Linked DNA regions of Homo sapiens: region 2 is linked to region 1. The links are chromatin contacts, found by Hi-C in ENCODE. All regions are on one chromosome and are shown on one strand. The core of a region is the stretch at or near the end of the contact, and the rest is flanking DNA. Distances in the headings are between cores, read along the strand shown.

Region 1 (5,796 bases), core at 319-2,818:
CAAAAATGAAAATTAAAAGTTAATGATAATTTGTCAACTTAGAAGTTTTCTTCCTATTCTTTTATTTCCCACACCCAAGAGACTGTGATTATAACCAATGGCCAAGTAGCAAAAGAATACTAATAGGAACTAGGCAAAATACCTATCACGCTTTGATAGCTTAACTTTTTTGTGAATAAGGTTGTTTGTGGTTATTATTTTAAGTTGCATTTATAAAAGTTATCTTTCCTGCTAGGAAAAGTATTCCCAGTTCTTAAGATAGACTTGCATTTACCCACAATTCATAGTGTGGCACAAATAGCTGCCTGGCATCTGGGTGTTACACCTCCCACACAGGCCATGGTATAAACTTTATTGGGGTATTTCCATTTTTAACCTAACAAAAAATGTGGAATAACAGGTTGTTTCCCTGTGGAGGAAATATCAAGAATAAACAGGCGAGTGTGGAATCTGCGGAGGGAGGGGATTGTCTCTGGTTCCCGAAATCACGGCAAAGTACTTTCTGTGCAGGGAGGGCACAGTTTAAGAATATCTGTTGCAAAGAAAATACAGACACAAGGTAAACCAAAAACCAAAGCAAAGTTTCCCCATGACATTACCTGGAAACTACAGTCTCAGAACTACAGATTAACAAACGTAATCAATGGTACTGGGCTTTTCACAGTTTTGATGACGACAGCATGACTTCAGAGTCTAATGGGACACTATTCCCAAAGTTCTAGTTAACGTCGCAAAAATCTGACCTAATTCTTACAGGTTCAAATGTCTGGGCTGCTGGTTTGTGTAACCTGGACAAAATCGCTTCCAGGCTCTCAATTTTGCCACGAGTCACGATGACAGAGGGCTCTCCTGGCTTTTCTCACAGGCCTGAGTCCCATCTGGATTGAAGTCATTTTGCAAATAGCAGCCCACCACCCTTAGGCCAAATTTAAAATTTGTTTTGAATTTGCACCTTTCTGGTTGTGTTAAAGATTACAGATTACATGAACAAGGGCCTCCATGCCTTCGCTATCTAATTGATTTCTACAGTGTTGTTTCTTTACTGTCTTGCTCGCCCCACTCAAAGTCTCCCTCCTACACACCAGCCTACACACTTTCAGTTCTATTTTATAACCCGACAAATGCAAATTGACACACAGAGACAAATAACAACGCGGTTTGCTGAAGCAGGTTCAATCGACTGTATTGCCAATTAAAAGACCACCGGGTAAACAAGGGCCAACGACCACAGGGCAGGCCCCAGGGTTCACAAGCCCCCCCACCCCACGGCCCAGAAAGAGCTCGCCGCAGCGCCCACCTCTGCAACTCCTCCTCCTGGATCCTCTCCTCGTCCCAAACGAAGACGCCGGCTAACGCCGCCATCAAGGCAGAGGCATGGCCAGGACGGCCGTGCAGCCGGCGCCAGAGGCGGCCGAGGAGAACGCGGCGTGAGCTCTCGGAGTAGAGGCGGCCGTAGAGCTGCGCGATCTGCTGCGCGCGCCGCACGCGCAGGCCCGTGACGAAGCGGCACTGATTGGCCAGAAGCGCCAGCAGGCCCCCGCCCCGCGTCCCCGCCAGCCAGGCGGCCAGCAGCCTCCGCGGGAGCATGCCGCCTCCCGCAGGGCCCGCCGCGAGCTTCCGGGGCCCAAGGAACCAGTCCGGAGGGGCGCAGGCGGTGGTCGCAGCGTCCCCCTAAATGGCCGGCCACGAACCCGTCTCACGGTCCCGCGGCCAGGAGCCGCCGCTCATCTGTCTCTGCAGCCACCGCTGAGGAAGAGTCTCCTCTGAGGGGAGAGTCGGTCATGGCAGCAGACGCCGGGATGGCTCCGCGACTGCTACACCAGGCACTCCTGGGCCCGGGCAGCAGACCAGTCAGCCCTGTGGCTCCTCGGCGACCTCCAGCGGGCGCCCGGGGCCGGGATGCAGGGCGCGCGGACAGAAACGAGACAGACAGCTCAGGCCCAGCAGCACGCAAGCTCCCGCGCCTTCCGCGACTGCCACACGCGCGGCGCGCGCGCACCCTACTTTTTCTCCGCCACCTGGGCCGTGATTGGGCGCGACCTGGGCTCCTGGGTGCTCATTGGCGCCGTGAAGTGCTCGTCACCGCCCCCTCCTGCCCCTTCATGCATGCGCGGAGGCCGCCTGCTAGCAAGGTAGGTGGCTCGGCGGCGAGAGCCGTCAAGGGCGCATTGGAGAGTGACCCTCGGACCCGGCTGCCGCCGTCGCCGCCATCTTCCGGCCGTCCCAGCCCCGCCCCGCGGAGAAACCTGGCCAGGTTCCTGTTAGAATCCTGCCAGGTGTTAACTTGTTTTAAGAGGCCGGCACGCTGGCCCCCTTCTTTATTAGAGTGCAGGGTGGGGGCGGGGCTCCGCATGTCTCTGCGGGGGCTGGGGGCTCCCAGTGATAACCGCCATTGCAGAATTAAAACTGAGACAGTGAAAGAGATCTGACCTAACCAATTCCATCTTGCTTCTGTCCTTGTTCATTCCTGAGCTTAGGTGAACTAATTTTGGGAGGAACTTAGTTTATAGTTTAAAATAAAGAGGATAACAGCCCTTTCCCAAAACAAATCTTCTTATCTGGGAACTAGACTGCCTTTGTAGGACTAATAAGTTAGCCATAAGATTGGAAATTATGGTTTAGGAGTCATGCAGCTGGAGGCTACGATATTGTGATCCCCCTAAACTGCTCTTAAGATCAGTGCTTGAGATATTTTGCTGACCCCGCACTGGTTGGATCCTGGCACCACCCAGATGGATAAACTGGCTCATCTGACCTTGTGGCCCCCACCCAGGAACCAACTCAGTGCAAGAGGACAGCTTCAATTCCCTATTATTTCATCTCGACCCAACCAGTCAACACTCTGGACTCACTGGCCTTCCCCCACCCACCAAATTATCCTTAAACACTCTGATCCCGGAATGCTAAGGGAGACTGATTGAGTAATGTTGAAACAAACTCCAGTCTCATAGTGGGCTCTGCGTGAATTACTCTTTATTGCAGTTCCCCTGTCTTGATAAATCGGCTCTGTCTAGGCAGTGGGCAAGGTGAACCCATTGTACGGTTACAAATTTGGGGGTTCGTCTGGGATACCCCTTGTGGCTACCTGTCCATGGTTCGGTAGCCCCACCTCTGGTGACAGATCCAGAGGCCAGCCTAAGCGGCCACATAGTTCTCTTGGACTAGGGGCTAACTCTGGCACCGTCTCTGCCAGTGGGGCACTGCTAGCCCAATATGCATGGACTTAATCGCAATGGAGAAATAGTCCTGGGGAGACATCCCATAACTGTAGCCCTGTCACAGGGTATCTGTAGCTCCATAGCGGGGCGCTGTAGCCAGGTCATGGAGTGTCTGTAGCTATAGCCCCATCATGGGGTGGCAGGTTGCTGAGTATCCTAGGTGCTGCCAGTGCCTCCTTCCTTCTCCGGACTGATTCTGTAGCCACATGGTGGGTGTCTGTAGCTCCACCATGGGGTGTCTGTCTCAGTTTGGCTCCTGGGGCATCCCAGTTGGCTGTCCCTAACTAGGAAGAGTCTTGGTTCGGGAGACTTCTCAATCAGGAATATTTCAGGGAGATTTGTCAGATGGAGAATAGGAGGATAGTTTGGAAGGGGTACTCTTGGAGTTCTTGGTTAGGGACCTTAATTTGGAAGGCCTTCTGTCTGTCTTGTCTTCGTGTGTGTGTTTGTATATATGGAGGGGATCTCTGAAGGAATTGCTGATGAAAATCCAGCAGGCCTAACTTGGAGAACACTCCTTATTTATCTAGTCACATTCAGTGAGCCCTGAAAGAAGTTTAACAGGCCTGATTCAGGGTGACTGCTCAGAGACCACCCATTGAATTCACGATTCAATGACCCACCGTGCCTGGCCTTAAAAGGATTTTTTCTTAGAAAAAAGAGCTCTAGGCCGGGCATGGTGGCTCACACTTTTAATCCCAGCACTTTGGGAGGCCAAGGCGGGCGGATCACGAGGTCAGAAGATCCAGACCATCCTGGCTAACACGGTGAAACCTCGTCTCTACTAAAAATACAAAAAATTAGCCGGGCGTGGTAGTGGGCACCTGTAATCCTAGCTACTCGGGAGGCTGAGGCAGGAGAATGGCGTGAACCCGGGAGGTGGAGCTTGCAGCAGTGAGCCGAGATCGCGCCACTACACTCCACCCTGGGCGACAGAGCGAGACTCCGTCTCAAAAAAAAAAAAAACAAAGTTGACTTATAGAGCCAATAAGCCAAAAAATTGACTTATAGAGCCCCTTGGGAAATCTGGCCTCATACTATGTCAACACAGTCCCTGTACGAGGTTCCTGACCTGTGGTAAGTAAAGAATGTCACTTTCTAACAGGCTCAGGAGACCTAAGTTATCTTGACACCTCAAGAGGAGAGGAATTTACCCAACTCATAGGTATTCGAGGGTACAAACCCATGGCTGGGCTTGGCTTTAAAAAGGTCTTATCTAAGATTTCTTATGGAACAGAGTTCCATCAAAGCCAATTTTAAAAGCCTATGTGAAGGCCAGGCGCAGTGGCTCACACCTGTTATCCCAGCACTTTGGGAGGCCAAGGCAGGCAGATCACAATGTTAGGAGTTTGAGACTAGCCTGGCCAACATGGTGAAACCCTGTCTCTACTGAAAATACAAAAAGTTAGCTGGGCGTGGTGGCAGATACCTGTAATCCCAGATACTTGGAAGACTGAGGCAGGAGAATCGCCTGAGCCTGGGAGGCGGAGGTTGCAGTAAGCCACGATCGCACCACCGCACTCTAGCCTGGGCCACGAAGCAAGACTTCATCTCAAAAAAAAAAACAAAGCCTATGTGAAAAATAATTATTCTTGCTTCACTTTATGCAAATCATCAGGCCAAGTACAATAAGACTGCGGTTTATTTTGTAAACAAATCAGTTCTATCATGATTTGTTTTTAGTAAAAATGGGAACTGGAGAGAGAAAAATTATGCTTCAGAAGAAAAACTGTGGTACACCTTTTGTTAACTGTTCTTAAGTTTTTTTCTGCAGTTTGAACTAAATCCTAAATTCTTTGTGGGCTACAAGTTCCCAGGCTAATGCTTTTAAATCTTTACTTTTAAAACTGGGAACTGCACTCCTTACCCTAGTACTCATTATTTCCCTTATAGTACACGGTTCCCTTAAACACAGTACGAAAACTATAGGTGGCAATACTAATGCCTTTGCCATGCAAGCCTTCGAACCCCAGTCAGGCCTGCAGGAGTACACTCAGACAGTTGCAAAGTGGTTCCACTCCTCTCACCTTGGAGTCAACACCTACCCCTCACTACACCCCTGGTTAGTAGGAAGAAGTTAAGGTCTTTGCCCTTTTTCCATCTTCATTAACAACACCTTAAGATAAAGGTGTTATAAACCCAAAGGGAGGGATTAAAACCACCATTGCAAAATTATAACTGAGACAGAGAGATCTGACCTAACCAACTCCATCTTGCTTCTAACCTCCAAGTTGTCCTTATTCATTCCTGGGCATAGGCTGAACTAACTTTGGGAGGGACGTAATTTATAGTTTAAAACAAAGAGGATAACAGCCATTTCTCAAAACAAAGGTCCTTGCCTGGAGACTAGACTGCCTTTGTAGGACTAACAAATTAGCCACAAGGTTAGAAGTTAAGGTTTAAGAGGCTACAAGATTCTGACCCTCCCTGAACTGCTCCTAAGATCAGTGCTTGAGATATTTTGCTGACCTTGCACTTGATGGATCGGCTGGCACCACCCAGATGGATAAAATGGCTCATTTGATCTGTGACCCCCAACCGGGAACCAGCTCAGTGCAAGATGACAGCTTCAATTCCC
Region 2 (5,796 bases), core at 1,049-3,548, 900 kb after region 1:
TCACTCTTTCCAGCTCTCAGTTTAGAAGGTGTTTCCTCAGAGCACCCTTGCTGACCTCTCAAGTCTGGTGAATGGCCCTTCTCACTGGTGCCTGGATGCCCTGTGTGCTCCTGTCATGCACACAACACAGCATAGTAAAATGCCTGGTGTATGTGTTTGTCTTTTCAATACTCTGAGCTCTGCTCATTGGCAAATCTCAGGACATAGCACAAGATGTGGCCCCTAAACGTTAACTGAATGAACGAATGGAATCACTGGTATCTCTTTAGCTTGAAGAATAGAAAGCCCTTGTAGGACAAAGACGATTGGGAGAAATGTGAAGTCTGGCGTGGACTCTGTCAGAAGACAGAACTGAACCAATGGATGGACTTAGAAGAGAGAGACTTCGGTTTCACATCAGGAATGATATCATAGTCAGAACTCACCACACACATAATAGGTTAGATGAGGGAGGAGGGAGTCCTTCATTGCAGGAGTTTTAAAGGTAAATACAAGAAATGGGAGGCACTTGGCCTGGCGCGGTGGCTCAGGTCTGTTAATCCCAGCACTTTGGGAGGCCGAGGCCAGTGGATCACAAGGTCAGGAGTCGAGACCAGCCTGGTCAAGATGGTGAAACCCTGTTTCTACTAAAATAGAAAAATTAGCCGGGTGCGGTGGTGGGCACCTGTCATCCCAGCTAATTGGGAGGCTGAGGCAGAAGAATCACTTGAACCTGGGAGGCAGAGGTTGCAGCGAGCCAAGTTTGAGCCACTGAACTCTAGCCTGGGCGACAGAGCAAGACTCCGTCTAAAAAAAAAAAAAAAAAGAAAGAAATGGGAGGCACTGAGTTTCTGGCTCAGTTTGCTGATGCCAGAAATACAGAGATGACTGATCAGTAAAATCCACTAAAAAGTGTGTGACAGGTTTCTTTTTCCTTATATTTTTCTTTTTTAAATACAAAAGTAATACCAGCCCACTGAAAATTTGAAAAGTATATGGCATTAAAAAGAGAAAAATAACATCTGATAATCCAACAAGATAAACCCTCTAAAATTTTTCTCTTTTTAAATGAATATAGTTAAGCTTGAAATAGAATTTTAAATTTATCTTGATGTTTTACTCAACAACGTAGAAGCATCTTTTATGTCATTATTTTAAGTCACAAGCACTTTTAGTGATGATGATTAAAAGAACCATTTGTTTTTTCCTTACTGTTCCCTGTTTTTAGATTTTTGGCTAGTGTCTAATTTTTCCCTGTTATAAATAATGCTGAGATGAACAGAATATGTAGATTTCTAATAATTTGCAAATGAACAGCATATGAAAAACATGAGCAAAAATTTTGCAGTTATAATTACTCAACACGTTTTAAATAAATTACTTTTATTTTGAGCGTTCATTCTTAAATATGTTATAGGAAGTAAGTAAGAAGCATTCCTTACTCCTTAGAATTTTGTTTATAAATTAGTGATGAATTGGAAAGGGTAGCTTGCCCCTGGAATTCTCTGATAAGCACAGGTGATGAGGAAAATGGAAAAATCCAAGAATTCCTTTGTCTTTCCTTAATAGTCAGCTTTAAGTGCAGTGCAGGCGTGCCCTCTAGCGGCCAAATAAAAAATAAAGAAATACGGGAAACCTTCAGCATTGTAACAATCGCACGTCCCCATCTAGTGGCTAACGTGTGTAAATGCAGCTTTTCTAATCACAATAGCGAATGTTACTTGATTTATATTTGTCTCATGAGGTGAAGAACTGGGAGGAATCTTAGAGATCACGTATTTCAACTTCCTCACGGAGTGGCATGCAGGCAGCAGCCTTGGGAACCCCGATTGCCCCTCCTCACACCTGCCCATCACAGGACTCGGGCGACAGGGTGGTGAAGTCAGGCTGTGGCCCCAGCGGCGCCACGAGGCCGAAAACAGGCGCTCAGCCTCATCCCCGTGGCTGCAGAGTGCCAAGCGTCAGGTCCTGCGCTCTGGGCGCGGGTCAGGAGCAGCTGGCAAGGGCAGCGCAGCCTGTGGGGCCCTTGGGCGCGGCCGGCCGCAGCTCCGGGAAGCCACGTCAGCCCACGGGCGCTGCAGCTGCAGCCGCCACCAGCACATGGAGCAGGGGTCCCCGAGGATTGGGAATCCCCGACCAGGCCTGCGCCTCCAGCCGCGCGGACCCCGGGGCCAGCCTGGCCGCGGCAAGTCAGGCAGTCTGCGGCAGGAGCGCCGGGCATGGGCTTCCGCCGGGGGTGCAGGAGGCGCGCACCCTCCGGCCGGATGGGGGCGCACTCAGGGCCCAGGAGGCCATCCCACGGGAGCCCCGCCAGCCCCCGCCGGAGCCCGAGCTGCAGTGCCGCCTACAAGTGGTGCGCTGGCTGCAGCTGTGGCAACCCCGGATCCCGTCCTCCCGCCTCGCACCCATCAGCGCGGACCCCGGGGGCGACGCAGTGGCGAAGTGGGGCTGTGGGCCCAGCGGTGGCACCAGGCGGAGAAGCACCACTCAACCCCATCCCTGGGCTGCAGAGGGCCCAGCGCGGGGGACTCCGAGCGTCGGGAGCCTGTGGAAGAGAAGAGCGCGCGGGCGACAGTTAAACAGGCCCTGGGGCAGGGCGCGCCTCGCGCTCCAGGGAGCCCCGCCCTCCCGCGGCACCTCCGCAGCAACCGCCGCCTGCACTGGGCGCGCGAGAGCTGCTAGGGCGGTTTCTCTGCCTCGGGCCTGTTGGGCAGGGCCGGCTAAGGTGCGCGTGCTCGCTGGTTCTAACCCTTCTGTTGGGCGTTTCTGCTGAGAGGCGGGAGGCGCTGAGAGTCTGTGCGGAGGTCCGTGGACAGACTGCTTTGCTCGTTGTTGCTCTTCGGAGGCGGCGATCCCCGAAGGCGAGCTGAAATACGGCTGCAGGCTACAATTTGCAGCCGACGATTATGGAAGACGGCAAGCGGGAGAGGTGGCCCACCCTCATGGAGCGCTTGTGCTCGGATGGCTTCGCATTTCCCCAATACCCCATTAAACCGTATCATCTGAAGAGGATCCACAGAGCTGTCTTACATGGTAATCTAGAGAAACTGAAGTACCTTCTGCTCACGTATTATGACGCCAATAAGAGAGACAGGAAGGAAAGGTAATGGGGGCCGGGAGCCGGGGCTGCGGGAGGAGGCCTGTGGATGTGGAGAAGTACCCCTTTCCAGGCTGAGGGCTGCGGGGCGGATGGTCCGGGGCTCGGGGTTTGGACGGGGGCTAGGGGGTGCCCGGCTGGGGTGGGAGTGAGTGGAGCGGGGCCTGGGGAGTGGCGGTATATGGGGTGGCGGGGTGTGGAGTGAGTTGGGGGATGGGAGTGGGGAGTAGGGGGTGCATGGGGTGGGGGCGTGAATGGGCTGAGGTGGACGGAATGAAGGCTTGGGGGGTAGGGGCGTGGACGGTGTGGGGTGGGGAGATGGGGTGAGGGTTCAATGGGATAGAGGACTGGAGGTGGGGGTGAGGGGTGGGGGTGAATGGGGTGGGGGAAAGGGGTGCAGAGGTGAGGGGGGCGAGTCCTGTCACCAAAGGGGCTGGACTTTCTTTCCTGGCAGGCTCAGCCGCACCTGGGATGTGGAAACCTTGGCGGGGGCGAGCACCCAGGTCATTTTCACAAGCAGCAAAACAAAAACAAAACTTCAGCTGGTTTCCAATCACTCACCATGCTGCTTCTTTATAAATCATTTTAAAGTGATTTCACTAATAAAATTCAGCATGTACAGCGTTTTATTTTTAACGTGCACATTTTAAAGCATAATGTTACATACATTATGGAAAGGTGCATAATGAGAGAAATCATTTCCATAATATATCAACTTCCTGGCTAAAAATTCTTTGGATAAAAATCCAATATTTATTTGATATCAATGGACACCTATGTCAATTTGGTTTTCACTGAGGGACCTTAGAGGGAAACTTTGAAGTGGGAAGATGGTCTGTGTTCTTGAATAGAAAGACACATTTTTCTAAAGTTCTGAGCTCTTTCTGTGTTTATAAATTTTACATAATCCAAATAAAGTTATCAAAGTGTTAACATTTTTGAATTACTCATGCTGTCTTTTACTATTGTGACGACATCAAGAAAACTTTTGAAATGGAGTCAAAAAAGACTTGCCTTTCTAGATATGAAAATGTGCTGTTAATTTCCACAAGTTATTTACTAACAGCTGAAACAACAAATCAGTGAATGGAACAGGTTAGAAAATCCAGGAACACACCAATATGTGTAAGAATTTATTAGGTTGGTGCAAAAGCAATTGCGGTTTTTGCCGCAATTACAAGTAATGGCGAAAGCCGCAATTGCCTTTGCACCAATCTAATAGAATTGGATAATGGTGACATTTCATATTAGTAGGAAAAGATGAATTACTCATAAATGAAGTGCCTGCTAACTATTTGGAGAAATCTGGCTAGATTTTTATGTCACAGAAATAAATTCGTTATGGAATGTAGATTAAAAATTTTAAATGCACAAAATAAGAAAGATAACAGAAAAAAACACAAATGCCTACTTATATTGATGCATGTTTATATTCCTACAAATATCACAAGCACACATTCTGAAGGTCGATTTAGCAAAATAAAAAAAATCCAGTTTATAAGAAAAAATTAACAAAAGACAATATGTGTATATACATATTAGATAAAAAAGTGATTTTCATTTTACAGAGAATTCTTCAAATAAACAAGAACTCTCATTTAAAATAGAGCAAAGCATTTATTTTTCAGATGTTCAAGCAACCTATGCACATGGGAAAAAATATTTAGTGTTCCTGGGAGGAGAAGGTATTTAAGTTAAAAAAGGAATGAAATACTATTTTCTATCACAAGTTTGTGAGGGTAAAGGGTAGCAGTACATATACTGCTGTTGAAAGTTTACATTTCTGATGACTTTTCAAATAGACAATTTTTTGGTAAGTATCACACTGTAAAAATGTATGTGCCCTTCACCCATCAATTCCATTATACTAAAATATCTCTAGGAAATAGAGATACATGCAATTTGTTTTTCTCAGCACTGCTTAAAATAGCAATGTATTTGGAAAACCCCTTATAATGGATTTTATAAATTTTATAAATTTATCAATAAATTTCAGTGCATCCATAGGATGGGACAATATGGGACCTTTGCAGATGTCAGTAGATACAGATGTATGTTGAGGTGTGAAGATGTACTCTGAAAAAAAGTTGGTTTGATTATACATACACACAAACAATCTATGGTGTTTGTAAGCCAAATATGTGTACAAAATGTAACATTTCTTCTTTTCTGGCAGGTGTATTGTGATATTTTCTCTTATCTGTGATGTATAAATGATCAGTATGTTTAAAACTTCTAGTAAATGTTTTTTATTAATGAAATTATCCTTGGAAAAAGAAGAAATATAAATCTTGCAAAGAAAAAATAATTCTCAGTTTCTATTTTATTTTATTATTTATGTCTTTGTTTGTTTGTTTATTTTTGAGATGGAGTCTCACCCTGTTGCCCAGCCTGGAGTGCAGTGGCATGATCTCGGCTCACTGCAATCTGCCTCTCAGGTTCAAGTGATTCTCCCACCTCAGCCTCCTGAGTAGCTGGGATTACAGGTGTGCGCCTCCATGCCCAGCTAATTTTTGTATATTTTAGTAAAGACGGGGTTCACCATGTTGGCCAGGCTGGTCTCAGACTCCTGACCTCAGGTGATCCCCGTGCCTCGGCCTCCCAAAGTTCTGGGATTACAGGTGTGAGCCACTGTGCCTGGCCTTATTTTTATTTTTTTGTTTATTGGTATCTTCTGTGAACTTTTAGCCTCTTCAGAGGCAGAGGGAATATTTTTATTT

The links. Hi-C counts contacts between places; a loop is a spot of excess contacts on that map. Pooled maps may share reads with other maps.
Region 2: a loop to region 1 is called in a pooled map, with 10 times the contacts of the local background. The contact joins the promoter of ANKRD36 here to the promoter of STARD7-AS1 in region 1. A Hi-C loop is called at or near these places in 1 of 37 single-sample maps with no recorded cell type and 6 of 50 pooled maps.

The regions. Positions count from the first base shown.
Region 1 is chr2:96,206,848-96,212,643 of GRCh38, forward strand. STARD7-AS1 (STARD7 antisense RNA 1) reads left to right here and starts at 1,569. Exons shown (of 4, transcript NR_046322.1): 1 at 1,569-2,132. It overlaps STARD7 (StAR related lipid transfer domain containing 7), which reads right to left and starts at 1,980. Exons shown (of 8, transcript NM_020151.4): 1 at 1,298-1,980. The coding sequence starts at 1,587. RefSeq lists silencers at 1,397-1,656, 2,007-2,226 and an enhancer at 1,674-2,264.
Region 2 is chr2:97,110,855-97,116,650 of GRCh38, forward strand. It overlaps ANKRD36 (ankyrin repeat domain 36), which reads left to right and starts at 2,299. Exons shown (of 76, transcript NM_001354587.1): 1 at 2,299-3,082. The coding sequence starts at 2,886. RefSeq lists enhancers at 1,749-1,848, 2,809-3,038 and silencers at 2,099-2,478, 2,559-2,688.